Linked DNA regions of Homo sapiens: region 1 is linked to region 2. A link is an interaction called in ENCODE POLR2A ChIA-PET data of the cell type or tissue named here. Cell type or tissue: PC-9. All regions are shown on one strand. Links, peaks and the distances in the headings refer to the core of each region. The heading gives the core; the rest is flanking DNA.

What was found. Peaks named below come from ENCODE experiments on the same cell type or tissue, not always from the same donor. Only the 100,000 strongest peaks of a DNase experiment are listed, where the experiment ranks them.
Region 1: POLR2A ChIA-PET joins it to region 2 with 14 read pairs; 4 of 35 experiments call an interaction of 5 or more read pairs at or near these places.

The regions. Positions count from the first base shown.
Region 1 is chr12:64,559,105-64,564,479 of GRCh38, forward strand. It overlaps a transcript of RASSF3 not described here. Among named protein-coding and RNA genes, the nearest start is that of RASSF3-DT, 48 kb to the right of the region's middle. In PC-9, for the core only: no CTCF peak of the experiment used is centred there; a DNase peak (open chromatin) is centred at 2,107; H3K27ac peaks cover 466 bases.
Region 2 is chr12:64,778,562-64,783,936 of GRCh38, forward strand. It overlaps a transcript of TBC1D30 not described here. Among named protein-coding and RNA genes, the nearest start is that of GNS, 22 kb to the left of the region's middle. RefSeq lists silencers at 2,010-2,289, 2,370-2,469. In PC-9, for the core only: CTCF peaks have their summits at 1,965 (motif pointing right) and 3,059; DNase peaks (open chromatin) are centred at 2,040 and 3,150; H3K4me3 peaks cover 3,327 bases; H3K27ac peaks cover 3,135 bases.

The sequences.
Region 1 (5,375 bases), core at 165-5,164, 220 kb before region 2:
GTCACTTCTGCCATCGGCGCTGACCTGCGGAGGAGGGCCACCACTGCTTAGTGATACTGGTGCCCCTCTCAAGTCCTGAAGGCACTGGTGAACGGCGTGTCCTCTGGGTCCTGTGGGTCCATTTTCTTTTCTTCTTTTTTTCTTTTTTTTTTTTTTTGAGGCGGAGTCTCACACTGTCGTCCAGGCTGGAGTGCAGTGGCGCGATCTCGGTTCACTGCAACCTCCACCTCCCGGGTTCATGCCATTCTCCTGCCTCAGCCTCCCAAGTAGCTGGGACTACAGGCGCCTGCCACCAAACCTGGCTAATTGTTGTTTTTGTTGTTGTTGTTGTTGTTGTTGTATTTTTAGTAGAGATGGGGTTTCACCGTGTTAGCCAGGATGGTCTCGATCTCCTGACCTCGTGATCTGCCCACCTCGGCCTCCCAAAGTGCTGGGATTACAGGTGTGAGCCACCGCGCCTGGCCCCTTGTGGGTCCATTTTCCTTAGCTTCTTTATTCTTTTCTCTGCCACCTGCCAGGGCAACTCAAGCATTTCCACTTTTCTCAGCATGGCCTAATATTGCAGCAGGCTTCTAAGAGCCACTTTAGCAGTGAGTTTCACTCATCCTCTGGGGTCCTTATCAGGGGCCTGTGTCCCCCCCAAAATTGTCCTCTAGTCAAGGAAGTCTTGCTTTTCTAGTCTTACTTTCTAGTCTCCTTGAACAAGTACTCCCAAATCTGATTCCAAAGTTTTCCACTGGTTCCTGCTCGCTAATTCTTATAGGTCCTTTGATATATAATCTCTTTTTTCCCTATCAGGCCCAGCCCTTCCCTGTCTTGATTATACTGCATTTGTTTATTGGCTTGGGAGACAGTAGAGGAATTGGGGGCAGCTCCTGAGAGGGCAACCTGTTGCCTTGCTGGAGAGGGATGCATTTTCATGGCCACAACCTCCCACCAGGTCTCCTGAAGCCAGCCTTTGAAAGTGGTAGTTCTTACTATGAAATGATGGGCCAGCCCGGCAGACCTGGAGGGTTCAGAGGGCTCTGCCAAGTCAACATCCTGAGAGGCATGCATTCAGATGCCCCCATCCCATGTTTCAGAGTCCCAGATTCCTCCAAACAGGGCCCTGACCTTAGCTTAACTGACTTGCTTTAGCTGAGCATTTAGGCATCTCTAGAGCTCTAGGACTATCAGAGCCTCAGTCTGTGGCTCAGCTGTGGCAGTTCTTCCACTGCAGGAGAGGAGGACCCTTTTTTAAGCTACCAAACAGGTTCTCTAGCTCTCACAGTCTCTATTGCTTGTTATCACTTGGTGGGATGTCAATACAACTTAGCAGTAATCAGTCAACTCTGCTCTCCCTGTAGCTATCATTCCCCCACAACCATAGCTCTCCAATGCCTGGATCTCTGCACCTGCACTGCATTCTCCTCCACCAGGACATCTTCCTGAATCACCACTGATGAAATCTTTAGCAGTTGCACCACCACATTGTGCGAGGAACTATCCACGCCCCGTATATCATTCAGGGTAGCATCCTCTTAGCCTACTGGGCAATGAGGGAGCCAGTCTCCAAACCCCATCTTACTCTTGTTTTCTCAGACCACTGCTGACATTACTCGGGTTAGTCTGAGTTCTTTGAGAAGCAGAAGCTAAGATGGGATTGGATGTGCAGGAAACTCCTTAGGGAATACTTGTGCGGGATAAAGGAGAGGAGCCGAAATAGGCAAGAAGAGCCTTCAGACGCAAAGCAGGTCTGACCTCTGTGAGAGACGGGGAAGGAAGGAGGATCTGATAGGAGACTCTCAGGCTGCAGTCACAAAAGCTGCTCAGCCTGGTTGATGGGGCATCCTTGAGCCAAAGTCCGTCATTAAAAGAGTCTGTATTAGTAAAGAATGAGTCTGTATTAGTAAAGAATGAGTCTGTATTAGTACAGAATGAGTCTGTATTAGTTGTGCCCTGCTTGCTCAGTCATTGGCTAGCAGCAGCTTGTAGAAAGGGCGTTCTGTAAATGAGATGGGGGTGGGTCCAGAGGTCTGCAGCTGTGGCCATTAGTCAATTATGCTCCCTGCAGCCGGAGAGCTGAGGGATGCATTTTCATGGCCACAGCCTCCCACCAGGTCCCTTGAAGGCTACTTATATCACTATTGTTTGTGTATCTTGTGAGTCATAGTATAAGGAAGCCAGATCTAACCTCAGAGATGATTTCACGTGATGTCTTCATTTTAATGATGAAAGAAGAGAAACTTTAAAATTTAAAATAAACTTTCCCAAGGCACATGCATTTCAGATTGGACCATTTTATTTTGTGTGAAGATATTCCACGCATTGCCGCACATTTGGCATTTCTGGCCCCAGGGACTAGATGCCAGTATTCTCCCTGACCTCCTGCATCATGACAAACAAAATTGCTCCCCCACCACCTCATTTCTAAAAGCTCCCTGGAGGCAATAAAGTCCCAAGTAGTACCACTGAACAGCTCATTGATCTCAGAGTCAAAATGAATATCCAAACAAGACCCCTGTATAATGCACTTCCATAACATCAAGAGAGCCACTAAAACAAAAAATGCCTCAGGGAGTCACAACCATTCCTGCTTCAGAGAGTACTCTGCACCTCTTTAGCATTTATCTTTTTTTTTTTTTTTTTGAGATGGAGTCTCACTATGTCATGATCTCAGCTCACCGCAACCTCCACCTCCTGGGTTCAAATGATTCTTGTGTCTCAGCCTCCCGAGTAGCTGGGATTACAGGCGAGCCCAACCACGCCTGGCTAATTTTTGTATTTGTATACAAATATAATGTTGGCCAGGTTGGTCTCAAAGTCTTGACCTCGAGTGATCCACCCACCTCAGCCTCCCAAATTGCTGGGATTACGGCATGAGCCACTGTGCATGGCCCATAGTATTTATTTATTTATTTATTTATTTATTTATTTATTTTTGTTTGTTTTGAGACAGAGTCTTGCTCTGTTGCCCAGGCTGGAATGCAGTGGTTGCCCAGGCTGGAATGCAGTGGTGCGATCTTGACTCACTGCAACCTCTGCCTCCCTGGTTCAAGAGATTCTTCTGCCTCAGCCTCCTGGGTAGCTGGGACTACAGGCGTGCGCCACCGCACCCAGCTAATTTTAGTATTTTTGGTAGAGACAGAGTTTCGCCATGTTGGCCAGCCTGGTCTCAAGCTCCTGACCTCAAGTTATCCGCCCGCCTCGGCCTCCCAAAGTGCTGGGATTACAGGTGTGAGGCACTGCACCTGAGTACCCACCGCATTTATCTTGCATATATAAGCTCCTTAGACATCCTGGTTAGGAGACCCATGGTAGGCAATTTGGTCATAGTTCAAATTGCCTTCCTAGTATCTTCATATGAGTGAATGAAATGCACTTCAGCATCAAACCATTGCTTTTCCATCCTTTCCGAAACTGCTCTTCCATGTCTCTACCCCCATCTTTCTCTTCTAAATAAATGATGCTCCTCTGCAGCTAGTTGTTCAAGCTAAAAACTGGGGAAACTTCCTCTATTCTCCTGGGTGTTTAAATTTTATTTATTTTATTTTTGAGGCAGGGTCTTTCTCTGTTGCTCAGGCTGGAGTGCAATGGCTTGATCACGGCTCACTGCAGCCTCGACCTCCTGGGCTCAAGTCATCCCCCCACATCAGCCTCCCAAGTAGCTAGGACTACAGGTGTATGCCACCACACCTGGCTAATGTTTTTTAAAAATATATTTTGTAGAGACAGGGTCTCACTTTGTTCCCCATGCTGGTCTTGAACTCCTGGGTTCAAGTGATCCTCCTACCCTTGCCTCACAAAGTGCTGGGATTATAGGCATGAGCCACTGTGCCCAACCCAATTCTTCTCTTTTTCTTACACCCCAAATCCAATCCATGAGCAAATTCAATTGTCTCTGTCTCCAAAATCTAACCAATGTCCGTCTACTTCTCTCTATGCCCACAGCTACTGCATGTCAAAGCCACCATCATCTCACTCATACCAATATAACAGCCTCCTATCTTTGTTCTCTGCTTCCTTTACAATATAGCAGCCACATAATATTTTTTTCTTTTTTTCTGTCTTTTATTTATTTTTATTTTTATTTTTTTTTTGAGATGGAGCTTCATTCTTGTTGCCCAGGCTGGAGGACAATTGCGTGATCTCGGCTTACTACAACCTCCGCCTCCCAGGTTCAAGCGATTATCCTGCCTCAGCCTCCCAAGTAGCTGGGATTACAGGCACCTGCCACCAGGCCCGGCTAAATTTTTTTGTATTTTTAGTAGAGATGGGGTTTCACCATGATGGCCAGGCTGGTCTCGATCTCCTGACCTCAGGTGATCCTCCCACCTCAGCTTCCCAAAGTGCTGGGATTACAGGCATGAGCCACCACACCTGGCCAGAATATTTTCTTAAATGTAAATCAGATTACATCTGATGTTAAAATCCCTACTTCCCTAAAGTAAAATCCACATGCTTTACCAAGCCTTAGAAGGCCCTCAAGATCTAGCCCCTGCCTACCTTGCTGATCTTGGCTCATGCCCCTGCCCTGCTCAATCACTATACACCGCCAGCTCTGCTGACTCTTGCTCTGTCCATTAAATACACCAAGCTCAGTCCTGAGGTCCATTGCGTTCATTCTGCCTGGAATATTCTCCCACATCCTCTCTCAACTGGCTCCTTGATTCAGGTCTCAGTTCAAATGTCATCTCTCAATGAGGCCTTCCTTGACCACCCAAACTAAAGCAGCCTCCACACTACCACATCCTCTAACATATTACATACTCTGTTAGTTTCTTCATATGACTTACCACTATGCAACATCATTTTATTTATTTCTTCTCTCCCCCATCTAGAATGTAAGTTTCATCAGCGAAGGGGCTCTGTCTGTTTTGCTCATAGCTGCATCCCTAGCACCCACCCCAGCTGGGCATGGAGTGGGTTCTCAACAACGTGTGTGTTACATGAATGAATAGTACCTTTGATGTACATGGTCCCCTTATAGCTAATGTCATTGCGGATTTTGATCATTGACATAAATCTTTTGGCTTTCAATATACAGTATCCCAAATGTTGGGGTTTGTTGTTCTATACACTGTCAGTTGTAAGTATTGACTTCAACTGTCAACTGACAGACAATATTTGCTGTTTGACAATGGAGTCTGCATAATTTCTAAAGAGAATCTTTATAAACAAGAAGCCAAGGGGCCCTTGCCCTCTGAAAACTACTGTACTAACTTTATTGGATTGGGGACTGATTCTTTGTTAGCCCCCTAAATTCAGTAAAGGCCTCCTCTCCCTAACACATTTCTTTTCTTTCTTTTTTTTTTTGAAATAGAGTTTCACTCTTGTTGTCCAGGCTGGAGTGCAATGGCATGATCTCAGCTCACCACAACCTCCGCCTCCCAGGT
Region 2 (5,375 bases), core at 314-5,313:
TTTTTTTTTTTTTAAGATGGAGTCTCACTCAGTCACCCAGGCTGGAATGCAGTGGCGTGATCTCGGCTCACTGCAACCTCCGCCTCCTGGGTTCATGTGATTCTCAGGCATGGGCCACCACACCCAGCTAATTTTTGTATTTTTAGTAGTGACGAGGTTTCACCATGTTGGCCAGGATGGTCTCGATCTCTTGACTTCATGATCCGTCCACCTCGGCCTCCCAAAGTGCTGGGATTACAGGTGTGAGCCATCGCGCCCGGCTCACAGAGAAGACATTTAAGCAGAGACGAGACTTGGTGAGAGCAGAGTCATGCCAATATCTAGGGGAAGATCATTCCATAAGTACAATGATCTTAAGCGTGCTTTCCTTGTTAGTTTTTAGTTTGCCATTTTCCTCTCTTTAGATTTGGTAATGATGGGGAATGGGAAATAATTTTGAAGTTCTTATTAACTTAGAAATGTTGAATGTCAATAACCTATTGTTTTCTTGGTCTCTTTTTTCCCTTCAGCTCACTTTGAGTTTCTTTACCTGTAATTCCTGATGGAGATTCCCTAAATGAGAATAGTGCTGAAGACTAACAGTTAATCACATCTCTTCTTAGGGGGAAGAGATAAAAAGGGCTGGGAAGCCAATTAAAAAAATAGGTCCAATTTCAGTGTTTACTCCTCTGAAAGTCCTGCTCATTGCAAAGTTTGGCATACGAAGGAGGACTTGGAACTCGTTGAATGCCAGGGACAACAGGGAAAAAGACCTCAAAAAACAAAACAGCAATATAATAATGAATTCTACTCTCATTTCATACATTTAAACATTAAATGGTAACAATAGTCATTAATATAGTTATAAAACCATAAAATAATATTTCCAGTATAATTTAAAATTCCGAATACCTAAGCGAAAAGTACAACTTCTGCTTGTCTCATATTAACTCCAGTTTCAAAAAGGGCCCTTTTATTGCAGTGCTGGTGTCAAGGTACACCAGATTTCTACCGGCAGGGTCAGGCTCTATTATGAAAGTGCCTTGGAAGACAAAACTGTGCTGAACAAACACGAAACACCAGTGTTGTTCACCAGGTGTGTTGTTGCCCCTTTTGGAAGTGTGGTCAAGTATTTAATAGCATTTGACTAATATATATTCATCCATAATGAAAGCCAGACACTTTATGAAAAGTTCACTTTATTCTTTGTGAATGGACACGTTATTTAGCCTCTTCGTGCCTCAGCTCCCTCAGCTGAAAAGTGAGAATATAACGACACTTAACTGCTTTATAGGGTTAAAGTGAGGATTAAGTGGGATAATTCATGCAAATCTCTAAGAACAGTGCCTGACATACAAAAAGCGCTAAACATGTTGCCAATTATTAACTTCACAAAAATATCTACAGTGGAGCGGCAGTTCCGAGTTCTATTGAGGTCTAGTGTAAGATACATCTCTCACAGTATCTTGTAAATTTTTGATTCTACCATCATCAAAACTAGCTCAATTAATGTATCAGTTCGGTCATCTCAAGAACATTTATTAAACCCTCACTCTGGTTACATCTTGTATCAGGGAATTAGTTGATTTTAATCCAGTGCTTTGGTTTTCACTGGAGGAAAAAAGTTCACAGCGTTATTAAGTCCCAGATATTTGCCAGGTGTTCAGAGTTTTAGAAAGCTTATTGTCAGAGACTAAACTAAGAAGGCTTTTGAAGGCGCTCAGATCAGGTGGGAAAGTGAGAAGGGCTGGTATTGTGTTCCGAGTATGTCAAGAAGGAGCTCCTGGCCTGGGCCTATTGATGGGCGTTTAGAACCCTCCTGGGCATTATTTCTAGCTGGCGGCTGAATAAGAGGCAAGAGTCACCCTCTTTTTGAGTTAAATCACGTGCTTAATTAAAAGTGAAGGTGGCGGCGGCCTCAGCGCCCTCCCCCTCCGTGCTGCTGGCTTCTTCCCAACGGTGTTCTGGCCACGTCCTGCGCCTTCTCGCGCACGGGAGAGCGCTCTGGGTAGAGGCCGGGCCCGGGCAGCAGGTGGCCCCAGGTAGCTCAGTGGCGTGGCAGTCTCCTTCTCGCCCGGTCCGGAGCGGAGGGGAGCGGCTCAGGTGCCGGCTCGGGGGAGGCCCGGGCACCTCGGGGATCCAGAGCCCGCTGGCGCCGCGCCCGGGAGGGCACCACCGGCGAGGACGAAGCCGCGCCTCCTCCCGGAACTGGCCGGCGCCGCGAGGCGGGAGGAGCAGCGGGAGCCGGGCAGCCGCGCGCCGGGGACCATGGACGTCCTTCCCACCGGCGGGGGCCGCCCGGGGCTCCGGACGGAGCTGGAATTCCGCGGCGGCGGTGGCGAGGCGAGGCTGGAGAGTCAGGAGGAAGAAACGATTCCTGCAGCTCCCCCAGCCCCGCGCCTCCGGGGAGCGGCGGAGCGGCCGCGGCGCTCCCGGGACACGTGGGACGGCGATGAGGACACGGAGCCCGGCGAGGCGTGCGGCGGCCGCACAAGCCGCACGGCGTCCCTGGTGAGCGGGCTGCTCAACGAGCTGTACAGCTGCACAGAGGAGGAGGAGGCGGCGGGCGGGGGCCGCGGGGCCGAGGGCCGCCGGCGGCGCCGCGACAGCCTCGACAGCTCCACCGAGGCCTCGGGCTCCGACGTGGTCCTGGGCGGCCGCAGCGGTGCCGGCGACTCCCGCGTGCTGCAGGAGCTGCAGGAGCGACCGAGCCAGCGGCATCAGATGCTGTACCTGCGGCAGAAAGGTGAGGGCCGGGCGCAGCAGGGTCCCGGGGGCTTCCTGGAGCCGGGTTGTCCTCGCCGTCTCTGCCCGCGCTCCAGCGCGCACCTGGGCTGCTCGGCGGAGCGCTCAGATACTGTCTCTTTGGATCTGACGGTGGTACCCACCGTGGCACAGATTTATGTCCACACTTAGTTCTTAAGTTCTCCGGAGTAATTGAATCAAGCGTCAGTTGATGGAGTGGGCAGTTTCCCCGCTCTTCCCTCCTCCCATCTCCCGGTGTGTTCGCGGAGGCCCCAGGGGAGAGGCAGCCCAGATTCTAATTTCACCTGAACAGCTGTTAGGACAGGGTTGGAGGTTCTGATACGTATACCTGACCTACCTAGAGGGCGCCGCCAGAATCGAGGCGAGTCGTAGGGCTGTTCTTTCCTTTTTTTTTTTTTGTTTTTTTGTTTTTAAAGTCCGCCTTCTCTGGTCACACCACTTAGTGTTTAACTAGTGAGGCAGAATAATTCGATAATGCGGTTTCGAAGCAGAGCGTGTGAATTCTATTTCTGCCAGAGCGTACGGTTCCAGGCAGCTCACTAGGAATTTTTGTTGTTGTTGTTTTGTTTTCTTTTTTTCCTTCTCGGTGGCAGGTTAGTGGAGGGCCCTAGAGTGTTGAGGTTTATTACAGAATTTAACTGCTGGTACCTTCAGTTGGCATGGAGAGGTCGACCTGAGAAAATGGCCTTGGCTTTCAGGGAGAGAGGCTAATTTGGTGTTTCTTTTGTTATGAGACTCTGATGCTCGTGTCTTGAGCTCGTGTCACACTTTTTTTTTTCATCTGGTCATAATAGCTTGCCTTTCAGGCAGTAACACAGTTATTAGAGTTGTCTTTTTTGGTATAGAAATATCAAGACCTCCATTTACAAAATGAGGTGACGTATGGAAAACAGATGCCGAGCCACCATAACATTTCTTGACAGTAATGTCCTTGGGCTGAGTTACCAGGGGAGGGAGGAAGGAGAGTCTCCCATCTCCTCACTGTATTAAAAAAAAAAAAAACCTAGGAAAAGAATAAATCTGTCTGCTTTCTCAGACCTACGTAAACAGCTTTTAGCTTCCTCTTTTGACTTCCTAGTGAAGATTTTTTTTTTTTTTCCCCAGCTGATTGTTACAGATAGCTTCCAGGTTCCTCCCCCTGCCTGGGACTTTGGCTGTAGCTGTGCCATTTCATTTTATAGAATTATTTGGTTGTTCTCAGAGTGTCTGTGTATGCCACAAGTCCCATAGGGCAATAGTTCTTTCAGACTCCAACAGAATCAATTTTGAAGAATTATGATTTCTCTTTTTACAAGGTTTTACATTTTTCATCACCGAGGGAATTCTGGGGATTAGTAATTTCCTTTTTGAAGAGGAAAATTGGCAGACTAAAGTTTAAAGAAGTAGTAACGGTACAGCTAACTATGCAAGTGGATTTCATATGAGTGGCCACACAACTAACCATCCACAAGCCCTGTAATAGTTCGTTTTGCCTGTTCGGTCTTATTGCATAGCTAGTTGCTGGTTAAACCTTTCTTCCCTTGTAGTCAACCCTATTAAGATGAACAAAATGCCATATCATAATAGTCCTATACACACATATGCGTGCTTACGTGTGCACACATACACACACTAACATGCTCCCTCTCCCCTTTATTGATAACATCATTCGCGTGCTAAGATTAAAGTATCAGGTGATGATACAGCTGTCTGCGTAAAGAATGCTGCTTATCAGGTTATTTGATCTTTTTCTCAGGCTCAAAAAATATTCCCCCCAATATAACTACTCTGCATTCAGTAAGAATGTCATACAATACTGATAGCCTGTGTATTGTCTCCTCTCCCTGCCAGGGATTTTGCTGTAGCACTTATTTAGCTATATATTTAACATGTGTAGGTCCTTTAGGTGAGGCACCAGAATGGTTTCTCAGGACATCTGGGCTCTCTTCAGTATTTCCTTGGTTAAGGGGATGAATTTTGGAGTCAGACTCCTGGGTTGATATCCGGCCGCAGTTCCTTACCAGCTGTGTGACCTTGGACAAGCTATTTAACATCTCTGTGTCTCACTTTCTTATAAATAGGGATAATAATAATACCTACCTCAGAGGGCTGTGGTGAGAATTACATAAGTTAGAGTGTATGAAGTGCTCAACAGATGTTAGATATAACTTTTTATCATATACCCTGGAATTCCTTAGGACACTGAGCACAGGTTGTGAGTTGACAATGTCCTTATTTTTCCTCAGTTATTTAACACTGTGTAAGAGGCTATGGCCGATGTCATGGAGCATTCAAAGATGAAAGAGACCTGTTTCCATCCCCAAGAGGCTTCTATACCAGCAGATATTGCTGTAAAAGACATTTTCACCCTCAACTCTGAAAAAATTTTCCCATATTGAACAATAAATGTAATTCAGAGAACTGGAGTTGTAGGCACCTTAGGGATCACTGGAAATGAGATAATGTAAGAACCCTTTTGTGGAGGAAAAGTATAATTTAAATGTTTTGTGATTATATTCCTACCCCTTTTATTTCTAGAAGGAAAATGTTGATTTGGTTCTTTGGTTTCACCATGTTGGTCAGGCTGGTCTCAAACTCCTGACCTCAGGTGATCTGCCTGCCTCGGCCCCCTGAAGTGCTGGGATTACAGG